3 separate regions of the Homo sapiens genome follow, and all the other regions are linked to region 1. A link is a contact called in ENCODE Hi-C data. All regions are on one chromosome and are shown on one strand. The core of a region is the stretch at or near the end of the contact, and the rest is flanking DNA. Distances in the headings are between cores, read along the strand shown.

Region 1 (4,869 bases), core at 955-3,454:
TAAAAATAATAAATTAAGGAACATACATATACCCAGAATGAAGAAAAACCACATATATACGCCCATAGGTCCACCGTCCAACACCATCACTGCTTACTACTTCTAGAGTTTTTCCACGTATAGTCTTTTATTCAGTCATTATAAAGATATGGTACATGCTATCATATCTCATCTTTCCTAACGCCATAGGCGTATTTTCACATCATCTTCAGACATGCGGTTATTAACAGAAGGATGATAGGCCCATCCTCTCTGGCGGCCCCATCACGGTCAGAGGCTGCGGCAGGGCCCGGCCCACCCTCACCCTCCTCCCCTCTGCATCTAGCTCCCACCTTCCCTGCTAGACACGGAGGTCCTAGGCCCACCGCCGATGCTGGGCTGTGCATTTTCAGACAGGGCCTCCCAGACTGTTTCCCGGCTCGCCCTCCCAGGCCCTCCCTTCTTCACCACCTCCCACAGTCGCAGAAGGCCCATTCCTGTAGCAAGCTCACTCCGTGTCTGGCCACACTCTCCCCAACCCAGCTGGACACAGTATTGGTGCTCGAGAGGGGCCCAGGGATGGGAATGCTCAGGGTGGAATCTGGAATTGGATCTCTGGCTTGACTAGATCGAAGACTGGTTCCATTTCCCATGGAAAAGAGGGCACTGTCACCCACCCAGTGCAAAACAGAGCTATAGAGAGCAGGACTTTGGGTGACCAAGCAGCTGAAGCCACGGAAATAAGGACCGTGGGCTTGGTTGGTAACTGGAAAGTGTGCTGCCGAATCTGCGAAAAGACAATGACGAGCGCAGAGCTTAAATTCCCAGCTCAGGGGGCAGGTGAGGAACCAGAAATCTTCTGAGCTGTGCAGGGAAGGGCGACGAGCAGGCCTGGGTCCTCACCTCGGCACCTGGATTTCAGAGGGGCCACTGCCCCTAAGCTCTATGTGCCAACAAATGGTTGTGCTAAGCACCTGCTTCCTCCTGGGGGTCGGAGATCTGCACATGCACGAGTCAGAGGGGGCTGCACGACCAGCCCTGGGCTCTGAGGTTCTGAAGGGCTCCCCTCATGGGGAGATTCCACAGGTGTCACCACAACGTGGTGCTGGGGAATGGAGAGCATCCCGTGGGGTCCTCGAGAGGATGCTGAGTCCCACGAGTCCTCCTAGGGCATCTTCCTAGTGAATCATTGACCTGGGTGCTCTTGGTGACCCCGAATACAACTGCCCTGAAAGAATCCATTGCCTCCTGTAGCCACAGGCTCCAGATTTCTGAAAAGGAAACCCAAAATCTAATCCGTGGATGGCTGCCTTACCATCTGAATTAAATTAACCACCTCTCTGGGTATCTTTGGTTAAATGTATGGCATTGTGTGGGGAAAAATGAGCCCTTAATCATTTGGATGGGGACATGTGAGCAGACTGTGATGAACTCCAGAACCATGGGACACATGGGTGAGGAGCTTCCCAGAGTCCTTAAACAGCCCCCAGGGTGACCAGGAATGACAGGGGAGACCGCCACAGCAAATTCGGCCCCTGATTCAGTGGGGTGGCGGGACCCCAAGGAGCAGGACCAGGAGGAGGCTCTATGTACTGGAAAGACAGGTCAGCATAGGAACCGATGTGGTCAGTGGGGCAGCTGTGTAGTCAGAATGGCCCTGCCCACAGAGACCCTTGGTGCTGGCTGCTGGTGTCCCAGGGTGGGGACAGCCTCCTGCCCACCTACAGACTGACACTTTGGATCGCAGGGAAGCTCCCACCTGGAGATGGAAGTCCATCTTGACCCCACACTTTCTGCTGGGGCTCTGCTCAGTGGACGTCCTGCAGGCAGGTCCCGCTGACGGGGGCTCCTCCTGCCTGCTGGTTTAAGTGGAAGCAGCGCTGGAATTATTCAGCTCCTCCTCACGAGGGAGGAAATCTCAGCCAGCCCCGGTATTGGACGTAGGATCGCTCCTTGCGGAGAGTAAACTGGGTTTGTTTCAAGTACCAATGCTGAATTCAGTCCTAACAATTTCAGAAATGGCCGAGCCAAGATGTTTTTCTCTCAGTTTGAACTTTGGATCAGATTCCCAGAAATTGACACTCTGATTGTGCCTGCCAGCAGGGCGACAGGAGCCCACAGTCCTCCGGTGGGGATGAAATATTCAGTTTGACTGTTCAGGCAGGTGACGTGTCCTTCCTCATCTGCAGCCCTTCTATAAAGAGGACTCTTGAGCTGGCAGCAGAGCCCATCCAGGCAGCACGGCTGGCTGAGCAGAGACAAGGTAAGCTCTGGAGAGGCCAGGCAGAGTGGAGGGGGGTGCAATTTCTTAAGTCATGGGAATTAAGGCCAATTGAGGCAGGGATTTCACCTCCAAATAGTGGTTTGAAACCACTGAAATGGAAATTGCTAGGAAAACAGTAAGAATTTTTTTTTTAAATCCATGCCATTTTCCCCAGGGCTGCCCACACTGGGACTGGTAGAGGAAGCCGGCCCTGACGGATGGGTGGTCTCGCCCTTCCTGGGTTCATCCTGCTGCAGGTGGGCCTGAGTCGCAGATCAGGAAGCACCGGGAAGATGCAGGCCTGCATGGTGCCGGGGCTGGCCCTCTGCCTCCTACTGGGGCCTCTTGCAGGTGAGGGGCCGCTCTGGAGGGAGGCAGCCACCAGGACCCCCGACAGCCCTCCTGTTCTCTCCCCTCCCGCATGCATCCCCAGGCTGCTAGGAAACCTTAGAGCCCTGCAGCTGGTGTCGGGTGGGCCCAACCGGCACCTGGGTGGTCCTCCTGGGTGACAGCTCTTCTCTTCCTTTGCAGGGGCCAAGCCTGTGCAGGAGGAAGGAGGTACCGTTCTCCAATTTCTTTCCTTTCATTTGCATAAGTAACTGGTATGCAGCGGGGAGAAACTGCTGGGGAGAGCAGCAGCTTCTTATCCCAAGCAGACGCATCAGGGGCCCTGGCTCAGCTCAGGCCCAAGCATGGAAAACATGGCCCTTGAGAGCCAGCTTGGAGCTGTGCAAGCAGAGGGTCTATGAGCTCCTTCCAGCTGGGACCCTGCCCTCCAGCCACCAGGGAACACACTGGGCAGGGGGAGCCAGGGCCCCATGACCCCTGACATTCCCACTATCAGACCTGGGTTCCAGCCCCCAGGCCCTCCCAACTCTGAGCCCTAGCTCAGTCCAGTATCTTCAGGGCTGCTCTTGCCCAAGCTTTAGGACAGGTTATACGGGGGGTAGCGGAGTGGGGTGTCTGTGCTCTGTTCTGAAATCCCAGCAGGTGGCTGCTGGTGCCCCACACCCTCCCCACACAACTCCTTCCTCAAACAGGACAGGGCTTCCCTCCCTCTCTTCCCCTTCTTCTTCTTCCTCTGTCTCCCCGACCAGATATCCCCAAGGATCTGAGAGGGGATGGGCTCAGGCCCCCACTCTGGGAAGGTTGTATCACTGTAGGTAGAGCTGGGAACCATCCACTTGCCTTGAGACCTCTGAGGATGGTGTCTCCAGGCAGGACCATGGGGACAGCCCCCAAGGCAGGTGTCTTGTGTCTTTCAGACCCTTACGCGGAGCTGCCGGCCATGCCCTACTGGCCTTTCTCCACCTCTGACTTCTGGAACTATGTGCAGCACTTCCAGGCCCTGGGGGCCTACCCCCAGATCGAGGACATGGCCCGAACCTTCTTTGCCCACTTCCCCCTGGGGAGCACGCTGGGCTTCCACGTTCCCTATCAGGAGGACTGAATGGTGTCCAGCCTGGTGCCCGCCCACCCCGCCAGGCTGCACTCGGTCGGGCCTCCACAGGCATGGAGTCCCCGCAAAAACCTGGCCCCTGCAGGAGTCAGGCCTGGTCTCACGCTCAATAAACTCCGGACTGAAGATGCACAACCAGCGTTGTGGGTTGTCTTTCAAGGACAGCTGCGCTCAGGCCCCACTTACTTTATTTCACAAATGAAGCTGGTTTTATTTTGATTCCTGGGGAGCACTTTCATAAACTCTTTCATAAATGTGCAACATTTCCATCCACATTGGCATCAACAAGGGATTTTATATCCTGGGCAGGCTCAGGACTGGCTTTCTGTGTCTCTCACTCATCCATTTCCCACAATGATCCTAGGGGGCACTGCAGTTCCCCCAGATTACGGGTGAGGAAACTGAGGCAGAGACATGCGGTCACAGCCTGACTTGTTAAGGTCACACAGCTGGTTAGGGGGTAGCTAGATTCTAGTCCAGGCACCCCCGCTCTGGGCCACTAAGCTGGGCAGCACACAAACCCACAGTCAGGGCTAGGCTGACTCCACACCATGACACACCCCTGGGAGCAGTGCCCAGGAGGCAGCAGGAAACGGAACTGAGAAACCCCACCTGTATCTGTCATCGGTCAGGGACAGCGGGGCCTGGGCAGGCTCTGTCTTCCAGGGACGGCTCTAGGCTTTGAGGATGCTGGGAGGAAGGGGGCTTCACCTGGGGCACTGGAAGACTGGGCAGGCAGCACGATGGTGTCTCAGGGATGGGCCTCCAGCAATAGGATGGCCTCTGCACAGGTGGTGAGCCCCCCATCCCTGTAGGGTGTACAAGCAGACCGTGGAGACCCACAGCTCCACCCCTTAGCTAGTAAAGACCTTGACTTAATGGGTCAATCTTCTTAGTCACTGCCAAGCCCCTGTTCCATCGGACTGACTTTCACTTGGGTCCTTCAGGGTGATGCACATTGGCATGGCATGAGGCTCACCCAATATCCACTGCCAGCTTCTCCCTGCGTCCCACACTGTCCACTCAGGCCAGGCGGCCCCTTTTCAGGCCACACACACCCCTCACATTTCAGCTCAATTCCTGTCCCTGGAACTACCCTCATCCATGCCGCCCCCCACTCCCCTTCTCTACAGCCTAACCCCCAAACCCAACTCCTCTAAGGCCTGTT
Region 2 (4,281 bases), core at 1,727-4,226, 260 kb after region 1:
CTTGGAACACTGTCTGCATCCACTGCACTGACACTGGGCATCACCGTGGTAGGCCCCCAAGTCTGGACACGGCCTTCCTGAATCCCCTCTTTCTATGTAATGATGAAGCCAGGCTATTCATGCTGAATTCTCCCTGCTCAGGACAGTGCCTCTCTCCTGGTGACTGCCAGCAGGGCAGAGGGTGGTGTCTGTTCTATTGTGGGGAAATACTTTTGCTTAGCATTGCAGTGGGAGTGGGTTTTTACGGCCTGGTGGGGCAGCTGGTGGGCGATCGTCCTAGAGATCTTATTGTAAAATCATCTTCACGCCAGCACGACCTCCCTGCTTAGCTTTGATGACTGCACAAGGGGCTTTCCTCACTTCCAGCATGTGCTGCTGTGAACCTGCCTGGTCCTCTGTGTGGCTGCCACCCTCAGTGGGGTTGGGGTCCTGGGTTGGGGCTGTGTGTCCAGCTCTGGGGAGGCTCCCAAAGCAGGGATGGACTCCCAGGCAAACAGCTTGCCCTGGCAAATTGGACAGTAAATGTGACCGGGTACTGGGTGTCCATCCTACTTCAGATGCCCCCGATCCAGGGCTGCTGACCAGGGAGGAACTGGACTATCAGGGAACAGACACAGTGGCAGGAGCCCCTCTGTCGGTTGCCACACCTTGCTGGCCCCACAATCCATGGAGCACCGAGCATCTGCTTGTCCCCTGGGCTCTGTCCCACCCAGGTCCTGAGCCTCTTTGTTCCTGGCTGCACACGGAAGGGCATTGCCAGGAAGCCCTGGGATGCCCGAGAGGTAGGTTTGTGTGCCATATGGAGGGGGCAGCAGTGTCAGGCCTGTCATGCGTCTGTCATACATGTGTGTTACTCATGGAGTCACAGAGCTGGGGAGGAGGGCCCTAGAGTTCTTCTTGTCTATCTGCCCCTTCTGCAGCTGAGGATACTGAGGCTCAGCACAGGGACGTGCACCTCAGAGTGACTCAGGTGAGAGGACGTTGATCCCGGGTACCAGGTATGTTGGTGGGCTCCAGGCATCACCAGCAGCACCTGCTCCTCAGATAAGGCCCCAGCCTGAGGGCAGAGTTGACCTCCCCCAGTCCCACCAGCACTTAGTGGGCCTCCTGCCAGCCCTTGTCACAATCTGCTCATCCAGTGGTCCTCCATAGAGTATGAGAAACAGAGCTTGGCTCGATGCCATCTTTCCTGGACCTCAGAGGACCCAGTGGTCCAGACTGGATATTGTGGGCTCCCAGGATAGCAGAGCCACCTCCCACCCTCTTCCAATTGACCCCAAGCTCTTGTTTCAATCCTTCAGGAGACAGGAAGCTCTCTGCCTGCAAGTCTTACAGTTCACGTGCTGGAAAACGCTGATTAAAACCTTCTACTCAGCTGCTGTCTGACACTCAGACCCCAGCCCACAGCCCCTCTTTGGATTGCCAGCACATAGTGCCTGGACCAGGGCAGGCTCTCGGAAATAGTGGTTGAATGATGCACCCAGAAAAACCATCATGGTCTGTGGTCATGCCCAGCCCTCAGCTCCCTGCAGTTCCTCAGCCTTCCTTCCTGGATGGGTGCCTGCAGGACGGGCCTTCAAGAAGGAGCCCACAGGTGCACACCTGCCACCTTGACTTGGAAGATGTTCCTGAAGTCGCCACCAGATGGAGCACCTGTTGGAGTCTGAAACGTCTCCCGCTCATCCCTATGCTTTGGGTCAACAGTGACTTTAGCATTGACTCAGTAAAGAAGAGGGTGGCCTGTTCCTGGGCCAAACAGGGATCCAAAGACTCACAGATTTCATTTTTTTCCAATAACCAAGTATCTCACACACAGAGACAAGTGCGGAAGGTAGATGTCACTCACCTGTGCCCACCACCAAGAACTAACCAGACTCGCAGTTCAGGGAGTACTCTGGCCACCCCTGTGCTATGAGGCTTCGAGGCTTTCCCAGGCGGTGGTGGGGTGACCTCCAAGTGCAGGTGCCCACAGCTGGGCAGTGTCCCCGTCCCCTTCTCTGGCTGTCTTGGGACACAGGGATCCAGCCTGAGGGAGCCTCGTGTGTTTCTCCACTTGCTTGGTGCGGGACCTGCGGATAAAACAAGGCTGAGCACCCGCCTCTGTGCCAGCTGCTGCTGCTCCTTTTGTTTTTGGTTGTTTTTGTTTGTTTGCTGTGGCTTGCCTGGCTGTTTAGGGAGACTATTGGCATTCGCTCCAGGAAATCCTCTCTGGGATGGAAGTACTTATTCACGCAGGCGGCTGGATCGAGGGAAGCACAGTTTCCAGCAACTCCGCTTGGTTATGATTAATGGAGATAAATCTGCCCAAGAGAAGCTAAATTTAGCCAAAAGTTGAGCCCCCTGCTTCCGCACTCCGCCCTCAGGCACCGGCAGAGTGTGTGTTGCTGTTGGCCAGAGCCCAGATAACATCAAGAGGTGGAAAACAATCCCCAGAAATCTGAAAAATGTAGAACAAGGAAAGAAAATGTTCAATCCATCAAAACAAACAGAGATACAATCTCACCCCCCTTGGTTTTTGTACCACTGGGTTTAGGGGAAAAGAAAACAAGAGACTGAATGAGAGAGATATGCATTAAAAACACAAAAAGATTGAAGACAGGAACAGAGTGCTCCCGCACAGGGTCACAGGGCTTGAGAGACCCCGGACCCTCAAGTGCAAGGCCCTGGTGGGGCAGGGCAGTGGGCAGGAGGGAGGCCGGGTTCCCCAGGGTCCACGCCAGGTGTCCCTCAGCCCTGGCTTCCCTCCCTCCATGCGTTGCGTGCTCACCTTTTTCTCTTCCCGACCCTGGCTGTTTCGATAATCTTCAGGCTTTGAGAGTGAATGCATTACTCCTGTCATTTATCCCACAAAGATGTACTGTGCTGGGCACAGGCAGGTCCTGGGCCTGCAAAGAGGAATAAGATGGTCCCTGATCCCCAGGACTCGAGATTGCTGGGAGGGCGGCCCAGATGGAGGTGGGAAAGCTGGAGGTGGCGTCTGGGCTGCCCTCTGGGTCTCCAAGCAGGTTCTGGGGTTGCAGGGCTCTGTGAGCTAGGGGAACCCTGCTGGCATGCTGCTTGTTAAGATCATGCTTCTGGTGGCTTCTGTGTCTGGTTGGAATGCTGGGGGGTGGGCACTGGGGAAGCATTAGAGCCCACGATTTGGGCCCTTCTTGTTTTGATTTCGGGTAGTACACCCTTAGGAAACACTTTGGGAGCCACAAGCACCCTACAGATGAAGTATTTTATTATTTTTAATAACTGATCATGAATTCAGGGACCATGAACCATCCGCCTGAAGAGTCAGTATTGCAGAAAGTTTGAAGCATTGAACTCACATTTCAGGAGTGCTGGGTCACTGTGATGGGCTCTGGGGAGTGACCGGTGAGTAGCAGAGGGGCACAGTGAGAGGTGACGAGTTCCTGAAGGTCCCTCTCCCCAGGGGCACTTGGGGCCTCTTGGTGGGTGCTCCAGTAGGGCCCTGGGGGGACACACTGATGTCCCCTTGCTGGTGGGGTGGAAATTGTCCCATCAGGGTGTGCAGGGCAGATGCATCCCTCTCTTAATAAATGGTGATGTGGCAAAGCTCCAGGGTGAGGCACTGAGGGGTGCTGACTTCTAGGAGGATTTGTGTTTGGAGAGTTCAGAGCTAGGCCTGAAAAAATCTGCTGTCACTCCAAGACATTGCACCTATGCCAGGAGTTGCGGCTCCCTGAGAGCTGGTGTCTGACCCAGCAGGTCACCTAACCCCCAGGGGACCACAGGTGAGGGGTGCAGGAGCAGCAGGGGCCCCCAGCTCATGGCCCCACTCCTGGAAATCAGTGCATGGGGTGGGGGGGTGGGGCTGCTCTTCTCTTGTGTTTATCACATCACAGCTGCCTTTAAAATAGAGGAAAATATCTCCTCCAAGCAGGAAGAGTAACTTTCCACTGATTGGCCGTTCTCTCTGCTCTCTCCCTTTGCACAAGCTCTGCCTGTGGGTTTCAATGAGTTCTCTGTTCCTGAACAAAAATGCAGCTCAGAGTGACCTTCCTTTCTCTTGTAGAAAGTTTCATCTTTTTACACATTTATGGTACGCAGAATTCTAAAGTGGCCCAAGGATTTCCACCCCCTGTTGTACCTGCCTTGGATTATTTCCTCCCCTGGGATGTGGCAGACCCTGTGTGATACATGACATGGCAGTGAAGATTTTTCACAAATGTAATTAAAGTCACTAATCAGCTGGCTTCGAGTTCACCAAGAGGGCAACTATTTGGGTGCTGATTGAAATCGCCTGAGCCCTTCACATCTGATTTGAGGGGT
Region 3 (4,682 bases), core at 659-3,158, 320 kb after region 1:
AGATCTTGTGAGGACTCACTCACTGTCATGAGAACAGCACCCAGGGGGAACTCCACCCCCATGATCCAATCACCTCCCACCAGGCCCCACCTCCAACACTGGGGATTACAATTCTACATGAGGTTTGGGCAGACACACAGATCGAAACCATATCACCAACCATACCCAACGCTCCTTCTCTGCTAGTACCCCATGCTTCCCTTTTTGACTCATGCTTCAGACTGCCGCCCACTGCCAGAGAAAATGCAAACGCAACTGGCTGGGCCCCCAGGGAACAGGGAACGCAATCCTGGCTGCAGCCCTTGGCTGCACAGGACACCCTGTCTGCGCCTCTGGATGCTCTACAGTGACTCAGTTTCCCTCTCTGTGCACCCCACCTGCCCCTCACTCTCAGCTGATGCCCTGGCTCCCTGCTTCTCTGAGCAGACAGGGACCGTCCCTCAAATCCCTTCTTGCCTTCCTGCAACCCCCGACAGCCGAACTTGCATCCACGCTTTATCTTCTCCCCTGGTGCCCCAACGCCCTACGTATGGTTTATTAAGAACCGTTCCCCAGTGATGATCTCTCCCTCTTTGTTGTCTTCAGTCTTCTCTGTGCAAGGGGCACGGCACCCCTAAGGCACCCTTGAGTCCTGTTATCCGGGGACATCTCAGGCTCTCTCTCCAAAGCCCTGAGATCTGTTGTCCTGCCTCCTCCCTGTGCCGTGTGACTGCTGTCCTCTTGCACTCTCCTGGGCCTGCCACCTGCAGGGATCCTTGTCTTCCTGAGCCACCCCTTCCCTACCAGCATGGTGGCTTTTCTGCCTCTGCTCTCAGCCCTCTGCCTTCCAGCCAGAGCCCCCCTTTCCCATTGCCAGCTTAGACCCCAGCTGTTCTCCTGAGGTAGGGCCCTTCCTTGCCCAGGAAGGAGCCCAATTCCAGTATCTTCTCTTTGTCCTGGAGTCCCGTGGTCTTAGCCTCGGTCTTACCTGCTCCTGCCTGGGGCTGATGCTCCCATTAGGCTGCAGGTTCATGAGGGGTGAAATGGAGCAGTGTGGGATGTTTCTTGACCTTGGGAAAGTTGGGGAGGCAGAAAGCGGTGGGTCCATCTGCTCCAGCTGGCTGGGAAGCCTGCTGTTTGAATATGACCTGGTATATTCTAGACGTGGAGGCGTCAGATGGCCAGAGCTCCAGGACTACTCCACAGACACTCCTGTGCTGGTGGATGGCAGAAAGCCGGGGCTGGGCAGATCCGTGCTGCCTCCTTGGGCCCAGTGTCCACTCCTCTGGAGAAGCACTTGGGCTTCAGTGTCAAAGGCACAGATCCACACAGCAGCCCTGCAGCTCACCAGCTCTGAGAGCAGGCGCCATGTCCTTCCCTTCTGCACGGGGTGATAACAGCCTGGCCCTGTGACAGCTGGGTGATGTGGTGCTGAGGACTGTTTCACATAGAAGCTGGCAGGCTCCCTCCCAGTGCGTTACAGTGGAATCACTTATTTTTCCTGGGTCCCTGCGTGTTTTCTTCCTCCTGAGCACAGCATGCTATTGTGCCTGTCTGTGCTGTCAGAGTCACCGCCTGAAGTTAATGATGGTGGTCACAAAGTGTCACAACTGTCCTTGGCTTCCCTTGCCCTCATCCGAAGCAGCTCTGGCCCCAGCGGTGTCCTGGCCTTGGCTGGGATGACCCCTGTCTTGCCTTCCCTCCAATCTCTGCCTGGGAACTCTCCGCCCCGCCCTTGCCCCCACGTGGCCTTTCTAAGGTGACGCCATCAGACCTCTGCTTCCTCCCCCTCTCCTCTTTCTTGGGATCACAGCAGAATCCACCCATCTGTCCTTGGAAGCCCTGCCTGACACTGAGGCTGTTTGTCTGGATGACCTCCCAGCATCCATCTCTCTGATTTTGGCCACCTGCTCCTGATTCCCTGGGAGGTGGGTCTGATTTTCCCTCTTCTGTCATGGCCAGGATCAAATGCCCACTGTGTGCTCAGTGCTGGTGGCAGAGAGCTGAAGCCCCTGAGTTCCTACTCTCAAGGCATAAATGATCTAGAAAACAAGGATGTGGGTCATTTCAACACAGGGGACAGAGATTTCCAAAGGTGCAGTCATGAAACTGGACTGGAAATGCCATGGGGGGCTTCCCAGGAGAGGTGATACCCCCGCTAAATTGAGAGGAAGGGCAAAGTGCCCAAATCGAAGCACGGGGAGAAGGGGCTGAGGCCACAGGAACGGAGGTGCCAGCAAAGGCCCAAGCACTTGCAGCACGGATACGCACAGATCAGTGCGAGCTGGACGGGCACCTGCGTGGGGATGAGAGGAAGGGAGAGGGCACTGTCCCGATCCTTGGGCCAGGAGCGCCAGGCATCCCAGCTTTGACATGGCTCCTCTCCAGAAAAATCATCAGATACCAGATAAGGCAGAGGACGTGTGTGGGCGGCTGCATGGATGACTTCACACAGGCGGTTTGATGCTGCTGCTGATTGGATCGTGTTCCTGCTGCTACTTTCTGGAGTGGAACTCGAGGGAGAAGTTCTTTAAACAACCTGTTTCTGAGGTTCAAAAAGAGGCTCTGACACTCGGCCACTGTCCCCAGACAGAGCCTCTCCTCCTTTCCCTCCAGGTTCCTGGAAGACGGCCCCCTCTCCTCCAAGCACATCTGTCTCTTGGACTCTGAATTCCACCCCTTTGCCCCTGCAGACCCTGGGCACCCCTGCCTGGCACTGCTGAAGGACCACTCCCTCCCTGGGGACTCCCACCAGACCTGGGCGGTGGCTTCACCAGCCAACATGGAAGGGGCTCAGGGCAAATTGTCCTTGTTTGCAGATGAAGAAACAGAGCCTTGGTGTGCAAGACCAGAGTCCAGCCACAGAAGCAGCTGTGCCCCCTCCACTCCTCATCTTGAGAGACACCTTCCTTACACAATGCTGGGTGACCCAGGAACCCACATATTCAAGACAGAGGCCCCATTTATGGCAGCCGATGGCCCTGGGCAGGGGTGGGCTGATGTCTGCTGGATACAGACTGTAGGGTGCACTGGTTGTCAATTCTGGAATGTCCTGGAGAGCTGTGACTGGGAGGTGACAGCATCACCCACCCCGCTGGACACTTGTTCCCTTATGGGAAAGTCACAGCCCCTCTCGGGTGACCTTCTGAGCTTTAAGGCCTTCCTGCAGGCAGCTGTGTCCTCTGCCGGGCCTCCCCCGAGGTCCCCTCAGTGCTCTCCCATCTCAAGGCCGCACACACGTTTCTGGAGGCCTGGGCTGTCCTTCCTGGAGGTGCTGGAAGGAAGCACTGACTGCTCACCGTGTTCTGTGCTGTTTGATGCCTCCTTGGCCAGGGTTCATGACTTATACCATGTGCCGGATACTGTGGTCAGTGCAGGGTGTGTCATCAGCTTGCAGAGCATGCCCTCGCTGGGATTTGAGGACCCATGGGGCCCCCTGAGCCGATCCCAGCACCTTACTGGAGCTGAAGTACTTTTTCTGATTGAATCGTCATCTCCAGAGGAGCCAGGGCCACGTCTCAAGGTGGCGGAGGCAAAGGACTGGCCCTTCCCACAGATGCATCCGCTGAGTGACGTGCCAGAAAAGCCTCCACCTCTGAGAAGGGGCAGCTCCCCTAGACTGAGCCTGGGGTTCCTGCCACAGGGGAGGAGCCCAGCCGGGCAGAACCCCCAGGGTTAGTCCTGAAGGGAATCAAGGATGGGGAGGAGGAACTGGTGGGGTTGGAGGGACAGCGAGAGTGTGGCTTGGTGGGGAACGGAGAAAGGATCTATGGAGATCTCTGCAGCATGGGTGCCCTCTGTTACACGTCCAACTTGGCCTGAACTCTGATTGCTACTGTTTGGGGGAACAATGGAGCTTTGTGTGGGCCATGATCGTAGCAACACTTCCCAGGATCCAGGGCAAAGCCAGGAGCTCCCTGCTCTTCCCATGGGGGGCCCAGCTTGCCTGCCCTGGATGGGCAGTGTGGGCATCCTGCGAGGAGCCCAGCTGCCCTGGATGGTTGTGAAGGTGCCTGAGGGCTGGGGGAAGCTGTAGGAGGGAGGCCAAGACCCAACAGTGGGCAGCAGATGCCGGGTGGGTAGAGAAAGGCCCTGGATACAGGAGGCAGAGGCCGGTGCTTGGTCTGAGGCGGGACAGGACGGGAAGGGAAGAGAAGGAGCTTTCACCCCTTAGGCAGGTTCCATGTTTTCATGTTCGCTGCAGCAGGCCAGAGCACCCCTGAGCGGACAGGGCTGGGGCCTCGGGCTAGGAGGGGCCAGCAAGGCTGGACATCATGCTTTTGCTTTGGTGCCATTTATGTGACTTTTTCATTAGCTTCATTTAGCCAACCAGGAGTAAAAGAGAAATCAGATGGCCAGATGCTCTCTGGGCTGGGTCCTGGCAGGAGGGATGTGATGAGAGGTCAAGGGCCCGAGGGATTTAGGGTTCAGGTCAGTGTGCTGGTGAATGATAGATGAGGTCCAGGTCAGCGTGCCAGTCAATGATCAGATGGGGCCCAGGTTAGCGTGCTGGCCAATGATCAGATGGGGCTCAGGTCAGCATGCCAGACAGTCATCAGATGGGGCCCAGATCAGCATGCCAGACAGTGATCAGATGGGGCTCAGGTCAGCATGCCGGACAGTGATCAGATGGGGCTCAGGTCAGCATGCCGGACAGTGATCAGATGGGGCTCAGGTCAGCATGCCGGACAGTGATCAGATGG

What was found. A loop is a pair of places that touch in the nucleus more often than their neighbours do. Pooled maps may share reads with other maps.
Region 2: a map of CD8-positive, alpha-beta T cell shows a loop between it and region 1 (12-fold over the local background). The contact joins the enhancer-like site here to the promoter of OTOS in region 1. A Hi-C loop is called at or near these places in 1 of 168 maps with a recorded cell type or tissue (CD8-positive, alpha-beta T cell), 1 of 37 single-sample maps with no recorded cell type and 6 of 50 pooled maps.
Region 3: a map of PC-3 shows a loop between it and region 1 (13-fold over the local background). The contact joins the enhancer-like site here to the promoter of OTOS in region 1. A Hi-C loop is called at or near these places in 3 of 168 maps with a recorded cell type or tissue (HCT116, HepG2 and PC-3), 1 of 37 single-sample maps with no recorded cell type and 7 of 50 pooled maps.

Annotation. Positions count from the first base shown.
Region 1 is chr2:240,137,993-240,142,861 of GRCh38, reverse strand. OTOS (otospiralin) reads left to right here and starts at 2,204. Exons shown (of 4, transcript NM_148961.4): 1 at 2,204-2,242; 2 at 2,418-2,593; 3 at 2,774-2,800; 4 at 3,508-3,836. The coding sequence starts at 2,536. The coding sequence ends at 3,692. RefSeq lists enhancers at 2,086-2,809, 2,810-3,534.
Region 2 is chr2:239,879,811-239,884,091 of GRCh38, reverse strand. No RefSeq gene overlaps it. Among named protein-coding and RNA genes, the nearest start is that of MIR4786, 61 kb to the left of the region's middle. Within about 2 kb of position 2,976, at least 8 of the 41 ENCODE cell types and tissues checked have a DNase peak (open chromatin) inside an H3K27ac peak, as active enhancers do.
Region 3 is chr2:239,818,022-239,822,703 of GRCh38, reverse strand. No RefSeq gene overlaps it. Among named protein-coding and RNA genes, the nearest start is that of MIR4786, 120 kb to the left of the region's middle. RefSeq lists enhancers at 2,895-3,395, 4,113-4,682. Within about 2 kb of position 1,908, at least 2 of the 41 ENCODE cell types and tissues checked have a DNase peak (open chromatin) inside an H3K27ac peak, as active enhancers do.